Linked DNA regions of Homo sapiens: region 2 is linked to region 1. The links are chromatin loops, found by intact Hi-C in ENCODE. Cell type or tissue: IMR-90. All regions are shown on one strand. Links, peaks and the distances in the headings refer to the core of each region. The heading gives the core; the rest is flanking DNA. Region 1 holds the start of TBC1D21 (TBC1 domain family member 21). Region 2 overlaps LOXL1 (lysyl oxidase like 1).

What was found. A loop is a pair of places that touch in the nucleus more often than their neighbours do. Peaks named below come from ENCODE experiments on the same cell type or tissue, not always from the same donor. Only the 100,000 strongest peaks of a DNase experiment are listed, where the experiment ranks them.
Region 2: it touches region 1 in a loop (6-fold over the local background); 9 of 110 quality-filtered maps call a loop at or near these places.

Annotation. Positions count from the first base shown.
Region 1 is chr15:73,870,509-73,878,835 of GRCh38, reverse strand. It overlaps TBC1D21 (TBC1 domain family member 21), which reads right to left and starts at 5,272. Exons shown (of 11, transcript NM_153356.3): 1 at 5,067-5,272. The coding sequence starts at 5,126. LOC102723657 (a long non-coding RNA gene) reads left to right here and starts at 5,301. Exons shown (of 6, transcript XR_932455.3): 1 at 5,301-5,541; 2 at 6,733-6,893; 3 at 7,720-8,084; 4 at 8,224-8,327. In IMR-90, for the core only: a CTCF peak has its summit at 4,745 (motif pointing left); a DNase peak (open chromatin) is centred at 4,715; H3K27me3 peaks cover 4,192 bases.
Region 2 is chr15:73,932,523-73,940,849 of GRCh38, reverse strand. The region is part of intron 1 of LOXL1 (lysyl oxidase like 1); the gene reads right to left. Among named protein-coding and RNA genes, the nearest start is that of LOXL1-AS1, 8.4 kb to the right of the region's middle. RefSeq lists enhancers at 1-309, 2,736-3,335, 7,728-8,022. In IMR-90, for the core only: a CTCF peak has its summit at 4,385 (motif pointing right); a DNase peak (open chromatin) is centred at 4,359; H3K27ac peaks cover 2,614 bases.

The DNA.
Region 1 (8,327 bases), core at 274-8,273:
CTGTGTCCCGGGATCCTTAACTATAAAAGGAAATGCTTTAACTTTAGAAATGCATTTCCATAAGGATTTTAGTCAATTTGTCCATTTCTATAATAAAGGCAGCTGTGATTTTGGTGGAGACTGTATTGAATCTGTAAGCCAGTTTGGGAGAATTGATGACATTATTGAGTCCTCTGACCTGTGAACACAATATATTTCTCTGTTTATGTAGGTCTTTTAAAATTTCTCTCAGCAGTGTCTTGTAGTTTTCAGTGTCTAGGTCATTCATATATTTTGTCAAGTTTATCCATAAGTATTTCATATTTCAGATGCTACTGTAAAAAGTATCATTTTAAAATTTAAATTTCTAATAGAAATACAATGTACTTCTATATATCAATCTTGTATTCCTGCAACCTAGTAAAACTCACTTAGTAGTCGTAGTGGCTTTCTTGTGGATTCCATGGGATTTTTGACATAGACCAGGGGTCAGCAAATTATGATCCATGGATCAAATGTGGCCTCCAATCTGTTTTTCTAAATAAAGTTTTATTAGGATACAGCCACACCCACTCATTTTTGTCTGTGGCTGTTTTCATGCTATGATGGCAGAGTTGAGTAGTTGCAACAGAGACTGCGTGGACATAAAGCCAAAAATTCTATTGTGACCTTTGCAGAAAAAATTTGCCAACTCTGACATAGATGAGCATGTTCATCTGTGAGTAAAGGCAGTTTAACTTCTTCCTTTCAAGTATGAATACCTTTTATTTATTTTTTCTTGTTTTACTGCACTGGCTAGAACTCAAGTGCAATGTTGAATAAACGTGGTGAGAGAAGACATTCTTGCTTTGTTCCTCATCTTAGAGGAGCAGCATTCAGGCTTTCACAGTTCAGTATGATGTGAACTCTAGGCTTTCTACAGATGCCTTTTATCAGGTTGAAGACAGTCCCTTCCAGTTCTAGCATGCTGAGAGTTTTTAATTAGGAATGGATGTTGGATTTTGTCAAATAATGTTCTGCATCTGTTGAAATGGTCATATGGTTTTCTTTTTTTGAGTTTGTTAGTATGGTAAATTATATTGAGTACTTTTGAATGGTAAGTAAGCCTCACATTCCTGGGATAAGCCCCACTTGGTGATGATATACTATGCTTTTTATACATTGTTGTATTCTATTTGCTAAAATTTTATTTAGAATTTTTGCATCCATGTTCACAAGAATCATTTGCCTGTGAGTTTCTTTTCTTGTAAGATCTCTAATTTTGGTATCAGGGTAATGTTGGCCTCATAAAATGAGTAGGGATTTCTTTTTTTTTTTTTTTTTTTTTTTTTTTTTTTTTTTTAGTTTTCTGGAAGTGTTTGTATAGAATTGGTATTATTTCTTTTTAAAATATTTGGTAGAACCAGTGAAGCCATCTGGGCTAAAGTTTTCTTTGTGGGAAAGTTTTTAATTGCAGATTCTATTTCTTTATTAGATATTAGGATGGAGTCAAAAGAAATTGCTTTATTTTTTACTTTAAAAATTAGGAATTTATAGGAACAGGACATCTTCCAACTCACTTTAAAAAATAAAAGCAAGCAATATAGGAAACAACAAGGAATTAATAAAAGTATAAAGCATAAAAATGATAGAAACCCAAAGCAATTAATTATGAAAATAAATGCATTTCATTCTCTTATTAGCTGTAAACATTAAAAAGCAATTGATGATGTGCCAGACACTGTTCTAAGCACTTTACATATATCAACCCATTTAATCTTCGCAAATATCTATGAAGTGGTAAAGTTCTTGTACTGTTTTACAGATCAGGGAACTGAGACCACAGGAGGGTTAATTAGCATATCTGAGATTAGATACAGAAAGTATCAGAGCTGGAGTTTGAACCCTAAGCTGTTTGATGCAACAGTCAGAGGCTTAACCCTAATGCCATGCTGGGGGTGGGAGGGGCAGTGGGAAGGAATTAAAAGGCAAGGATTTTCCACTCAAATAAAAAATATGTATCTTACACAAGCTGTGAACAAAAGAAATACCTTAAAATCAAATGCCCTACAATGATTAAAAAATAAATGACGAACAAAGATACGAAAAAAAGTCAAACACAATGGAGAGGTAATATTGAAATTAAAGTAATATGCACCGCACACCGTAACAAAAGATACAGCATCAACGCAATAAGGCAGAAATAATTAGAAACATCACAAGAAGACATCTGTTGAGTATTCAGAGAATTTGCATTTCTAAACCTCTACCTGTAACAATTGGCCATCTGCCTACTTTGCCGTGGTTGAATTTGTTTATAAAAAGTCACTGCTTCGGCCGGGCGCGGTGGCTCACGCCTGTAATCCCAGCACTTTGGGAGGCCGAGGCGGGTGGATCACGAGGTCAAGAGATCGAGACCATCCTGACCAACATGGTGAAACCCCTTCTCTACTAAAAAAAATACAAAAAAAAAAAAACAAAAATTACCCGGGTGTTGTAGTGGGCACCTGTGGTCCCAGCTACTTGGGAGGCTGAGGCAGGAGAATGACGTGAACCCAGGAGGCGGAGCTTGCAGTGAGCTGAGATCGCACCACTGCACTCCAGCCTGGGTGACAGAGCAAGACTCCGTCTCAAAAAAAAAAAAAAAAAAAAAAAAAAAAAAAAAAAAAAAAAAAAAACCCACAAAAAAAGTCACTGATTCTTCCTTCTAGGAAACTCCATTTCTCTACACCCACCAGTTCCCTGTATCTCTCCAAACTTCAGCAAACTATAGGCCACCCACAAGACTATCTCAGACACTTGCTAGCAAGCCAAGGACCAGAACAAGAAGGCTGTTGACCCGCAGAAGGCAAAGGGGGAAATGTCACTTAGAAGCCCTCTCTCTACATGCACACCACCTACCTGCCTATGCTAGAAATCAGAGAATGTGTATCTGGGCTCCTTTAATGTGACGGAGATTGTCAACACAGTGGCTTCTCAAATCAACCTTCATCTTCCCATATTCCTCTGTTCTTTGCTCAACCAACCTAATAACACCCTTTTCCATACACTGGGTATAATGACCTGGTAATCCGGGAGGGGAAGTCTGCAGTTTGCGAGGGGGCTGGATACCCTCCAGCTCTGCAGTGGTGCCTTTCCTAGTGTCCTGGGAAGCGTACTGCTAGATAGAGCAGCTATGGAAATCTCCCACCTTCAGGGTGTATCTAGGCAGGTTAAAGTTCTACATCAGCAAACCTGAGGAAGCCTTGGCCATTCTTCCCCTGGGGAAGGGGACCAGAAGTGGGAGCCCTAAGTGGCTCAGTCCCTCTAAAAGTTTCCTGCTGCTAGAGGCCTTGGCTTCAGGCATAAATCTCCTCTCCCCACTGCATCATTGGGTTAGGGGTTTTCTCCCATATTTTCAGTAAAAAAAGAAAGCCTTTGGAGGACAAGAAAAACTTTTTATGAGGGTTTTAATGCCAAGTTTCTCTGAATACTCATAGCCACAGAACCTCCAATAAAGCCCAGGGAAGGTCATTGACTTTGCTTAAGCTTCCCTCCCTCCCTCCCTCCCTCCCTTCCTTCCTTCCCTTCTTCCCTCCTTCCCTCCTTCCTTCCTTCTTTCTTCTTCTTCTTCTTCTTTTTTTTTTTTTTTGATGGAGTCTCACTCTGTCGCCCAGGCTGGAGTGCAGTGGCGCAATCTCAGCTCACTGCAACCTCCACCTCCCTGGTTCAAGTGATTCTCCTGCCTCAGTCTCTTAAGTAGCTGGGATTACAGGGACTCACTACCACGCCTGGCTAATTTTTTGTATTTTTTAGTAGAGACAGGGTTTTGCCATATTGGCCAGGCTGGTCTTGAACTCGCGACCTCAGGTGATCTGCCCGCTTCGGCCTCCCAAAGTGCTGGGATTACAGGCGTGAGCCACTGCACCTGGACAGGTTCTCTTTTCTACTCCAGTTCACCTGAGGACAAGATAGACTCCCAACCGTAACAAGGGGTTCCCACTTCAGCAATTATTACCAACCCAGGTGTGGAGGGTGTATCATCAGTACAGCACCGTGATGAAGAAAATGGTTTAAAACAGTGGTTCACAAAGCTAATTGTGCATCACAGTGCCCTGGAGGGATGAGTTACAAAAAACACAGATCTCTGGGCTTCGTCTCCAGTTTATTGGTTCAGAAGATCTGGGGCCCAAGAGTCTGCATTCTTACAAGTTCCCAGTTGGTGCTAATGCTGCAGGTTTGGATGCCACACTTTGAGAATACTGAGTTTTGCACCCCACCTGTCTGGGTCGAAATACAACTTCTGCCACTTAACAAGCTGTGTGACTGTAGGCAAGTGACAAAGTCTCTGTGGCTCCATGTTCTCATTTATAAAAGGAAGACAACAGCATTATTCACTTCATAGAGTTGTGATGAGAATGAATGACTATAAATAAAGCATTTAGAACATTCATCGTACATAATAAATGCTATGTGACAGTTTATTTTATTAGCCTTCTCTAAGCTCAGAGAAATGAGAAAGATATAAAGAAAATTTAAAGCAAGGCCTGGTGATAATTTGCCATAAAGCAGTAACATTTAAAACTCAGGGAGAGGAGTGTCCATTTTGCATTTTTATGTATCACTCTCTTAATCACTATGATTAATGAGACTTAAGATTGGCTAAAGTTATTGTAATTAGTTATGATTTTGAAAAAATACCGTGTGGAAAATTTTTATGACTGAAGCCGACTTCTAACAAATAGCTGTATCTTGTAAACTGGGTTTAGAACTACCTACTAACAAAAGCATTACTGCCACCTGGTGGCAGTATACCAAAATTGTTGGCAAAAAGCACCGATGAAAATCTATCAGCATCTTCAGGTTCGCACCTGCAAACCTACAACTCAATAAAGTTAGAATAGCACATATGTGGAGAAGGTTTTGCTGGCTTGGAAAGAAGGTGAAAGGGGGCTTGGATGTCTCAGTCCTGTCCTTGGGCTGATGGTAAGAGTAAGGTACAACCGCCCTTGCTCCACCTTCTATGTTAGCTCAGGGTTCTAGCTTTTCCTACCCAGCAGGGGAAAATGGTCCCAGTGCCAACCAGAGGCTGGGGAGGGAGGCACTCAGAGCTGACAAAGAACACGCACCAGGATGAAGGAGGCTGACTGTCTGGCAGAGAGGCTGTTTTCAGGAGAGAGGGTGGTCATGGCCCCTGCTGTCTTCCGAACAGCCTCTGATCAGAACTCACTTGGAGCCCTAGTGATGCTTAATCCTTTTCGGAGATGGGTTGCATTCCCAGGAGGAACTGGCTGCTCCTGACCTCCCACACTTGAACAGAGCCGGCCAGCAGTGTGTCACAAGTCCCCTGGAACTCTCATCACAATGACCTGGAACACGGGAACACCCACCTTTAGAGATGAGACACAAGCAGGAGAAGAGGGATTAAACCTGCTAGTTTTGGAAAAAAAAAAAAAAAGGAAAGAAAAGAAAAGAAAGAAAGAAAAACAAAAAACAACAACAAACAGAAAAATGCAAAACTGCAGAACACGCAGTGGAGGTTGGATTCAGAGGACATGGGGATCAGTGTGGGCTGTGCTGGTCAAGGAGGGCTTCCAGGGAGAGGTGGGCCATGAAGCCTTGCTCTCTATCTCTGACTCTTCCTCTGGACTCTCTTAGCTGGACTCCCTCCCTATTCCACCAGACCAGTGCCCAAAGTTGGAGAATAACTAGAAACCAGGCTTCAGATGTCTTGGGTACCAGTTATAAAGATTCAGAATCAGTATGTCAGTGCTGGGGCCTGGGGGGCTGGGGAATGTGTTTTGATATGCCTCCTGGGGTGACTTAGCTTCAGCATTGGAATGGTAGCTTCTGGGGTGGAGATCAGTTTTGTTTAGCTTTTTATTTGGAGCACTTACGATCGTGCCTGAGTAGCTGAGTTAATGATTTAATTGAATGGGAGAATAAATGAAGCTGTCTTAGACCTCATCTCACTTCCCTCTCTGTATGTATGACAGAGATTTGTGCCTGCCCCATATCACCTCCTACCCTGAGTTCCTTTAGGCCAGGGTCAACATCAGATTCCTCTGTGGTTCCCTCTCCCAATGCCAGTTCTGCCATCACTTGGCACTTGGTAGGTGCTCAATATTTGTTGCATGGACCCAAGGAGTTGGCTCTGCTTGGCTCCAGCATCACTCTTCTCCACCTTAAGCATTGCTTGCACTTCTACTCAGGTCCCATCTGGCTCTAAAGCATCCTTAGTCATTAGGAGATGATAGTAATTCGACCAACCAAATTGGAATCAGGAGCTGGGTGTTGGAATTTGGACTCTGACCTCAAATTTGGATGCTCCCCGCTTCTGAGCTACAGATTCCCCAGACATGAAATCAGAATACAGTCAACCTCTGGCTTTCACCTCCTTATTAACATAATGAATCACTGTCCATATGGAGTCTTCCACGGACACAATTCATTGTCTCATTTACTGTTTCTGTTCTGCTTGCCTGCGGCACTGCAGAAGGCCTTTTAAATCAAAATGCCTTATTATCGGCCTCTCTCCTCTACCCACTACCCTAGCTCAACCTAGGAGAGAGTTAAGAGCCTCTTCCCTTTGATCTACTGCCCCTAGGTCTTCATGGAGTGGGAGGTGGGCAACGTTGAGTAGGGAAGGTGTGGAGTAAGGATGGGGCCCCTTGCACATTAGGGTGGCTTCATTCTAAGGTCTGCAAGAAGTTTCCAAAGCAAATGTTTAGAGCAAGAGACATAGACATCATTTAGGATTATCTATGTCTCTGTTCTTCCACATTAACCACGTAGGCAACTGAGGATTCACTGCAATTGTTCCTTGAGAAGATGAGGATCAGGTCGGGAATTGGAAACATCTGAGGGCTCAATTCAACCTGGCTTCTAAAACGAACATGGTGAACATAGATCAACTACTGAACTTCTTTTAACCTCTGGCATCCTATCTGTGAATTGTAGGTGATAACCCTTCCCCAAATGAGCCAATACAGTTTAGTCATATTACAAAAGCCCCATAGCAACCACATGGAGGCTTAATATTCAAACAGAACTGCAGGACTCTGTAACGGAAGCAAAAAGGGCTTTTATTCCATCCCTCTTTCTTCTTTTTTCAGATTCTGAAAGGGAATTACATGTGTCCATTTTTTTCCAGGGCTGAATGATCCTTACCATGTCCATTTATTTACATAATTGCCCAAGTGCCTTGGTTTCCCATATATTGCTTTTCTGTTATGCATTTTCTCATCTCTGATGGGAATCCAGCTTTCTGCTTTAAACTTCTATACGTGAGGATTCTTCAGGGAAAATATTATTTTAGGTGTTTGCATTAAAGAAGTCCAAGGAGGGAGAAACCCACTCAGTTCATTTTTCTCTGCTGAATCTGGCTGTCCATTAGCTGATGTGGCTGGCATGAGGAGGGAGAGGAGACTTGGAGTGGCCTGGGGAAGACCTCTCATCAATGAGAAAGCTCATAGGCTTTGGTGCCAAAAAGACCCGGTTCAAATCCTGGCTCTGCTGCACACCAATGATATGACCTAGGTTGAGAAAGGCAGTCTCATGCATGTGGTTTTTTAACCTCTGCTCAGCCCCATACAAGTGGCCTTGAGCCAAAAACACTTCCTTACCAACAGATAAGGAGCTCTCATAGCTTGTGCTGGGCTTATCGCCTTACGTGGGAATATCTTTTTCCTGTTTCAGACTCAGCGTGTACTCTTTGTTCTGCTTAAGCTTGTGCGTCATGTGGCAGGCACCTGGCCAACCCCACTGTTATATCTGTTCCAGGTGGGGAGGAAACAGGGTCCACCCGCTGCTGCACAAGAGGGGTGTGTGCAGACCGTCACCTTGTGTCTGCTGTAGCAGGAGACCCCTGGCCATGCGGGACTGAACCCATGATTGCAGCTGATCTTACTCTGTCTCTTCTCTGTGTGAGTAAAGTGTTGTTCCATCTAGTGCCTGTGTGAGTCGTGTCTTTCGTGGCGACACCTATAAACCATGGAGTGGGCTGACATCCTGGTTCTGCTGCTCCTGGTGGCGGGCATTGTTGTGCTGTTTGCCGTCCTCTACACAGTGCGAATCTTCTCTACCCTGCCCGAGTCTCGGCATCTCCACATGTGCCATGAGGATGGTAATGCTTTACAGAACTGAAGGTAATTGAAGCATGGCCCTGGAGCGCAGGAGGCACCCAATGTGTGGTAGTTATTATTATCTTCAGCATCGCCAGTATTATTACTAATGCCTAGGACTTGTCCACAAAAATCACTATGAAAATTTACTTCTGTGAACTAGACTCACATCAAAATGCTGCCTGCTTCCATGAGGCTTGTAGTGACATCCATGTACAAGTTCAAAGACCCTCTGAGCCAATTTCCACTTCTCTGCATGTCTCTGGG
Region 2 (8,327 bases), core at 178-8,177, 62 kb before region 1:
GAGCGGGAGGAAGAGGCCAGGTGGGGCCAGTGAGGGCCAATGCTGTTCCTGGCCTCTCCCAGCCCTGACTATGTACACACACTGAGCCCTGTGCCTGATCACAGTCTGCACCCTGACCTTGGTCACAGACTGACCTCTGACCCTGGTCACATTAAGCGCTGACCTTGGTCACATACTGAACCCTGGCCCTGGGCACACCCTGAGCCTTGACCCTGATCACACACCAAGCCCTGTTCCTGATCCCAGTCTGAGTCCCGATGCTGGTCACACACCGAGCCCTGATCCTGGTCACAGACGGAGGTCTGATGCCTATCAGCAATTCTGAATCTCAGTCTCATTTCTGTTTGTCCCCTGATGATGGACTAAAGCTCTTCAGCTAAAGGAAAAAAAAAAAAACAGGAATTGCTGTGATATCATCAAGTCTGATTAAAACTGAGTGGAGTAGGGTTATAAGTGCCAGAGTTATGGAGGAGGGGCATTTGTAGAGTACTGCATGTGGAGAATTGGAAGAGAGACTAAGGACAAACAGCTTGGGGCTGCTGGTCACAATCTGAGCCTTGACCCTCGCTACAGATGATCATCTTCTTCCTCTTACTGTTGAGGAATCTCAGGCTCAGGCAGGGGCCTCTTGTTGCGGGAAGTCTCCCCTGATTGCAATGATATCTCAGACTGCACAAAATTCTCCTCTCTCACCACCCCATCTGTATTGATCTACACTTAGATTTCACCATACTAACCTGTGTGTGTCTCCTCCGCTCCAGATGGCATTCTATGGGCAGGCCCTGAGTCCTACTCGCCCTCAGTGGAGCAACTTTTGTTTTGAGGGTGACTGACTGGTCCAAAGCCCCTCAGGCTCTGTCAGGAGAGCCTCTTTAATGACTGTTCTAGGCAACCCAAAGTGTTTTCCATGTCCTGCCCCCAAGACACCAAGGCACATAATGTCTTTGGAAGCACCGGAGGAAACTGAGGCTCAGGCCCATAAATCTGCACAGGGTCACACAGGGAGCTGGGGTACCCCAGGAGGAGATCCTAGGTCTCCTTGCCCTCCCAGGACTCCTCCTGTCACTCTTTTTATAAAAATAAACTTTTTGAGCTGTACTCTATACACAGTGAAATGCACAGATTTTAGGTGTACAGTTTGATAAGTTCTAACAAATGTATAAAGCCGTGTGGCTTCCACCACAATCAAGCTGTGGATTGTTTCTGTCACCCTCTGGCCCCTTCCCTGTAAGTCCTCTCCCCGCCTCCGCCACCCCAGGCAGCCACTGCTCTGCTTCTAATCACTGTAGATTAGTTATGCCTTTTCTAGAACTTAAATGGAATCACTCTTACCATTATTTTGTAAGTTTCTTTGTTCTACATCTCTAACAATCACCAGGGCCTCCTGTGACTCCCTCTCTGAGCTCCACCTCTGTCACACCCTCATGGCCATGGGGGTGACACAAGAGGCAGCAGCTCGGGGAAGCTGCTGGAAAGGAGCAGCCTCAGGAGTTCAGGCCAGGCCCCCCCGCCTCACCCTCAGGATCCTTGCCGAGGTCCCAGGGAATAGCAGACCCCCTCCCATAGCTGGTATGTTTTTCCAGGAAGGAACAATGGCTCCTTCTCTGGGCAGCTCTCCCAGGGGACATTTCGTCAGCAGCCAGGCCTGCAGGCTTGGGCTCTTGGCCCCTCTGCAGGGCTTGGGGCTGGGGGATTATGTGATGTTGGAAGGGGATAAAGAAGGGTTGATTGAGTTGGGGGCTAGTGGACACGATCAGTGTAGGAGTAAGGAGGCTGGTCTGCAATTTTTGGCTTGTAGGGTACAACAGGCCCTCCAAGCAGAGTGGCCAATGTTGGGTGAAGTCCAGTTATTATCAGACTGTGTGATCAGCCCTCACCTCAAAAAGTATGCATTTTAAAGGAAGATCCTGGACCTGGTGAAGGTACATATCCAGCTCCCCACGCCACCTCCACCTTTTCTTTTTTCTTTGAGACAGGGTCTTGCTCTGTTGTCCAGGCAGGAATGCAGTGGCGTGAACATGGCTAACTGCAGCCTTGATCTCCTGGGCTCAAGTGATCCTCCTGCCTCAGCCTCCCAAAGTCCTGGGATTGCAGGCGTGAACCACCGCACCCAGTCAAATGAGGTCTTTTTGCTTACTCCAAATACAGGGGAAACCATCAGCCCAGGCTGGAGGGCAGTGGTGCGATCTTGGCTCACTGCAACATCCGCTTCCCGGGTTCAAGTGATCCTTCCATCTCAGCTTCCCAAGTAGCTAGGACCACAGGCGCATGCCACCATGCCTGGCTAATTTTTGTATTTTCAGTAGAGACAGGGTTTCACCATGTTGGCCAGGCTGGTCTCGAACTCCTGACCTCAGGTGATCTGCCCACCTTAGCCTCCCAAAGTGCTGAGGTTATGGGGTGAGCCACCGAGCCCAGTCCATGTAAACTTTTAAGGTCTATCTAGTTCACTGCCTGTCACTGCTACATAGGATTCCACGATGTGCATCCTCTATGTCCCTTCTAGCTGGCCTCCTGTTCTATCTATCTACCTAGATAGATAGATAGATAGATAGATAGATAGATAGATAGATACGGAGTCTAGCTCTGTTGCCCAGGCTGGACTGCAATGGCGCCATCTTAGCTCACTGCAACCTCCACCTCCCGGGTTCAAGCAATTCTCCTGCCTCAGCCTCCTGAGCAGCTGGGATTACAGGTGTGTGCTCTGGCTAAATTTTGTATTTTTAGTAGAGATGGGGTTTCACCATGTTGGCCAGCCTGGTCTCGAACTCCTGACCTCAAGTGTTCCACCCGCCTTGGCCTCTCAAAGTGCTGGGATTACAGGGGTGAGTGACCGCACCCGGCCAGCCTCCTGTTTTAGACCTCCAGGTCACCTCTAACTCCCCGCTCCACAAACACGCTACAGTGAACGGCCGTACGTGCCCCTCCTGGGCCTGATGAAGGTACGCAGCCAGCTCCCTGGGTCACCTACAGCCCTGCTCAGTCTTCTCCCAAGCCCCCAGCACCACTGGTGGGGGTAGGCTGGGGCGGGTCTCACCACCCAAAGACTGGGTGGATGGGCTTGCTCAGACTACCCAGGAAAACCCTGGCCACCATCAATTTCTTGCTCCCAGGAGGGAGACAGGAGCCTGGGGTCTTGCCCTACTGTGTCATAGGCCTTCTGTGTGGCCTTGGGTTGACCCAGCCCCACTTCAGGCTTCATGGCCTCCATTCTTCCACTTCTAATTGTCCTCCACCTGACTCGGGGCCTGAGGCCCTGTGCCGGCCTCTGTGGGCATTCTTCCTCAGATGCAGGCTGCACAGAGCCTGGGCCAGGATGGCAGGGATGCTGAGTCACGGGGCAGCGAAGACCCTTGAGATGGCCAAAGCCAGGATGCTCGGCTGGGGAGGAGCTGCGTGCGAGGGAATACGGTCCCAGGGCCATTCATTCCACAGGGAGACAGCCAGCCACTGATGTGGGGTAAGCCTTTTAGCTATAGCATGCCCTTCAAACCTCCAGGACAGTGAAGACACGGAGCCGAGAAGACAGAACCAATGTTCTATATCCTGGCTCTGCCCCTGGAGCTTCCTCTGTGGGAGTGTGCAGGAGCACAGTAGGAGGAACCTGTCACACTGACTCTTGGGGCCTGTGTGCTCGGGACAAGCCCACCCTGTCCTCCTGCTCAATGCTGGGTCTGGAGTTGCTGACGGCTCCCGTGCCCGCCCTCGGGAACCGGAGGACAAAGACCATCTGCCCCTTCCCTGGTGGGATGCAGCTGGGGCCTTCTCAGGGGGGAAGCTCCAGAGGTGAGTTCACTGTCTTGTCCAGTCTCCCCAGTCCCCTTTCTGAGGCTCACTTTCCCCATCTGGATGATGAGGGAGACTGAACTAGCTGGCCCCTGAACACAGGTTGGATAGATCGATAAACACTTGGAGATTAAAATACTTTTTAGGAGCTGTTCAGTTCATTCCCCAGCCTTGGGCAAGAGCCCGAGCCCTCTCACAACCCCTACAGACGATACTTTAGCAGTCAGGAAATTCTCCCACCTTCTGACCTAAATCCTTCCTGCTTCATTAGAAATCTGTTCCCTCCTGCCCAGCGGTTCCTGGAGGGAGGCTGCCTGGCGCTGAGAGCCCTGTGGCTGCCTTCCCATTGCTCGTCCACACCTCACCTGTTTCCCTCTTGGCTTCCTCTTTTTTGTGGGTTCAGTAAACCTTGTCTCTGGAATCTTTCCTCTCCAAGCCTCCTCCTCATGAGGGGCAAATGATGGAAAGTGGAATGCAAAAGAGCCCTAATCTCTTGAGCCCAGGGCTGGAGGATAAACAAAGTCCAGGAGGAACTGGTCAGTTGCTTGTGAAATATGTGCTGAGCGGGATGTTTTGGCTAGCGCAGCCAGACTCCAGAGGAGCCCCTAGGTGGCAGAGAAGCAGAAAGCTCTGCAGAGCAGGGCCTTGAATAAAGATGAGCCAGAGAGGCCTCCACGGCGGGAGCTGGCTGCCCGATTCCCTAGGAAATGATTATCTCATAATCAGGAAATTAACTTGTCAGCACTGGCCTGGCAGTGCCACACCTGCTTGGTGAGCAGGCAGGCAAGGTGGCTGCAGATTCCACTTTGCCCCATAATGAAGATGTAACCCAGCTCAAGCCTGAGAGCTAGGACAGCCATCAAGCCAGGCCCAGGGTCTTCAATGGCTCCCCATTGCCCACAGAATCAAGCCTAGAAGTCTCAGAGTGGCAGCTAAAGCCGTCTGTGGTTTGACCTTACCTAGCCTTCCAGAACTCTTAATCCTAAGGATCAGTAGGCAGGTCTCTGGCAGCATACCCCAACCTTTTTTACCCCCTGACTCCATGGTGCCCTTGTCCTGGAATTCCCAGCTATGCATGTGCATGCGCGTACACACACACACACACACACACACACACACACACACACACCAGCTCTACCTATGCAGAGGCACACAGTCTTTAGCTCCAAAGCCCACCCTGTCAGTCCTGAACACCCCTCCACCACCACCCTGCACCCTTTTACAGCACTCACCTGTCCACCCCACCAATGGGGAGAGACAGCAGCAGAAGGGCTTGACTCACAGAAGGGATTTGTAAGTGTGTGCTTGATTGCGCCAGCTGCCCAGGAGGCAGGCTGGGCTGAGGGGGAGGCAGACAATGCTAACCAATGCGGAGGTCAGCTCCCTGCTCAGAGGCCAAGCCTCTGCTGCCTCTCTGCACACCTAATGCACATTTCCTCCCAGCGTGAACCCAACCCCTGCCCCTGAGCCCTCCCCGCCCTTGCAGGCCCTGCCTGGTGCCCCCTACCCCACCTCTAGAAGCTTCCCTTGATGCTTCAGTTACTCCAGGGGTTCCCTCCTTGCCCTCTCAGGCCCTGCACAGTGACCTGAAATTTTCATATTTCTTACAAAACTTACGCTGCCCACAGCCTTCCCATCTCAGCTCAAGGCAATTGCATCCTTCCAGCCACACCAGCCATAAACCACTGTGTGATCCCTGACACCTCTCTTTCTTTCATACCCCATATCCAACCCAGCAGGAAATCCCCTCAGCTCTATCTCAAGAACATACCCTAAAGCTGGCTTCCTCCATTGCTACCACTCTTCCTACTCTCTGGAACAGCCTCCTGTCGGTTCCCCTGGCTGACTCTCCACTGTCCACTCCTGGCACAGCAGTCAGGGGCCCTGTTTAGCAGTCAGGGACCCATGCTTCTACTCAGCTCAAACGCTGAGTAAAAGGGATGCACAGAAAATAAAAGGCAAACCCCTTACAATGGCCGACAAGCTCCCCATGGCCCGGACCCCATTACCTCTCTGACCTGTCCCCTGTTATACCTCCATTTCCACTCTACTCTGTTCTAACCACACTGGAGCACACCTGAAAACCCCAGGGAACTCCTGCCTCAGGGCCTTGCACTGGCTGTCTTCCTATCTGGAATGCTCTTCCTGCAGACAGCTGCATGGCTCACTCATATGCCTCAAGTCTTTGCTCAAGTGTCACCTTCATGAGGCCTGACCACCTTTGCAACCTGTCCCTCTCCTACACTCCCGATCTTCCTTACCTATCTCTATTTTTCCACAGCACTTAGTACCTTCTATTTTTTTTACATATTTATTATGTTTATACATGAAAATAGAAGATCCACAAGGGCAAGAATTTTGTCTCTTTCTTTTCACGAATGAATACCCAGCTCTAGAACGGTGCCCAGCATACAGTAAGTCGCTCAATAAATATTTGTTAAATGACTATTTCCTCATGAGATGATATCTGCCCTATTTCCTCACGAGATGATATCTGCCTTCTGCAGCCAGGCAAGAGCCCATGAGGGCAGGGGTGAGTGGTATTATCTTTTGCCTGTACTCAGCTTCTGGTGCACGTCTCCCAGGTGCACAGTGGGTGCTGAGAGCTGGCAAAGACAGACATGGACTTGGGCCACTCTCCACCCCAGGTGTCTGTTTTCTCACTGCCAGGCTGAGACGTCAGTGAGGCCAGGGAGGGTTCTGGGATGCCCCTGAAATTCTCCACGCCCAGCTCAGGGCCTAGCACCTGTATGTCCTTGGCAAGTGCGTGAGCCAATGCCCATACTCCATAAAACGTCTGGTGGCACTGCCTGTGTGAGCACAGACTTCATTGTCAAGCAGGGTCTGGAATCGATTCCCAGAGTCCTTTCTTTTGCAGAAAGATTTGCGTTGGGTTTGGAAAACCTGTGGTTCCAGCTGGCCCACAAGCAGGGGGAAGGATGGGTTGTCTCTTGAGGTTTGGATGGCAAAGGCCTCTGGGGCCTCGCTTTCCCATCCTGTGTCTCTTCCTGCTTTGGCATTCTGACACCCCTCTCCCCATTTCCAAGTGGTACTGCAATGCCTGGTTTCTGGGTGCCCATCAGCAAGAGGGAGAGGGACCCAGACCCAACCCTCACCCTGTGATCATGAGTCCCGACAAAAAGAAGGCCCTTGGTCCAGCTGCCTGTGGAAATGAGGCGGCTAGGTCAGGGCCAGGGGAGGGGCAAGTCTAAACCTCTCTTTCCAGCATCCCAACCCTGACTGCTCTTCTGCAGGAATGCTGGGCACAGCAATTGGAAGGAGGTGTGGGCCGCCTGGGCGGACCCCAGCTCCCTCCCTGCCCCTTTCCTCTCCTGCCCATGTCAGCCACTGTCCTGGGAAGTCTTCCATGTGTTCCCAGCTTAGAAAGGAGGTAGAATGGACTCAGGAGCTACTAGGGAGCTACTGGAGAGGGGTACACCTTCTGAGAGCAGAGGATGCTGCAGTGAGGACCCCTGAGGTTAGGAGGAAGGAGAGAGGACAAAAAGCCAGAGCTCCCAGGCCAAGTCTAGCAGTAACCTGGTGCCCATAATGGTACTAATGGCTCCCAACCCTGCTCTGCCACCATCCCCAGCAACTCTGTGGGGCCCGCAAACTTGAGGCAAAAACCCAAATTTGGTTTTTTTCAGGTGTTTACACCTCAGGGGAACAGTGAACACAGAGACAGGTGACACAGAATATAAAACACCCGTCCCTAAGAGACGGAACAGAGTGAGGCCAGGGCCCACTGGATTGGACAGTCAGCCTAGGTCTAAGCTTGGCCACTCATTAACCCTGAGACCTTGGGTGAGTTGGTTAATTTCTCCGAGCCTCAGTTTCCTCATCTATAAAATAGAGCTGATAATACTATTTATCTCACAAGGCTGTTGTGGGAATTAAATGAGAAAAATAAAATGCTTAGCATAGTGTATGTTCAATAAATATCAGATATTCTTATTCTTATTATTGAAAACAGGAGCTGTCTCTTCTTGCAGGGATGGTCCAGTTTGAGAGCAGGGGAGAGAGAAGGTGCCTTGCAAGTGGCTGATAAGAGAGGAGACAGGAAGTCTGCCTGGAATGAGGCTGCTTAGGACTCCACTTGTTTGTTCAGACACTGATGACTCTCAAAGGAGAAACAGGGAGGCAGGAGGAGGGCCCAGAACCCTCCGTTTCCACAGCTTGTCTGATCCGACACAGCTTTCTAAGCCTGAAGACTCTTTTTCTTTCTGAAGGAACAATCTGAGACAACTTCGGGGAAGGAAGGAGGGATGCTGATCTGTGATTCTGCCTCCAGGGCAAGTCGCTTAACTTCTCAGGGCCACAGTTTCCTCATCTGCAAAATGGGGATAACAATCCCAGGGTTGTCACAGGGATTAAGTGATTCTAACTGCAAAACTCCAAGAACAGTGTCCGGCACTTAGTATGCACCATATGAGTGTTTGTTACACAAACGTTCTGGAATCTGCAATGACCATGACCAGGCTACACCCTAACCCCACACTGGGGAGAGACTCTGCTTCCAAAGTCTTTCACACTCACTGTCC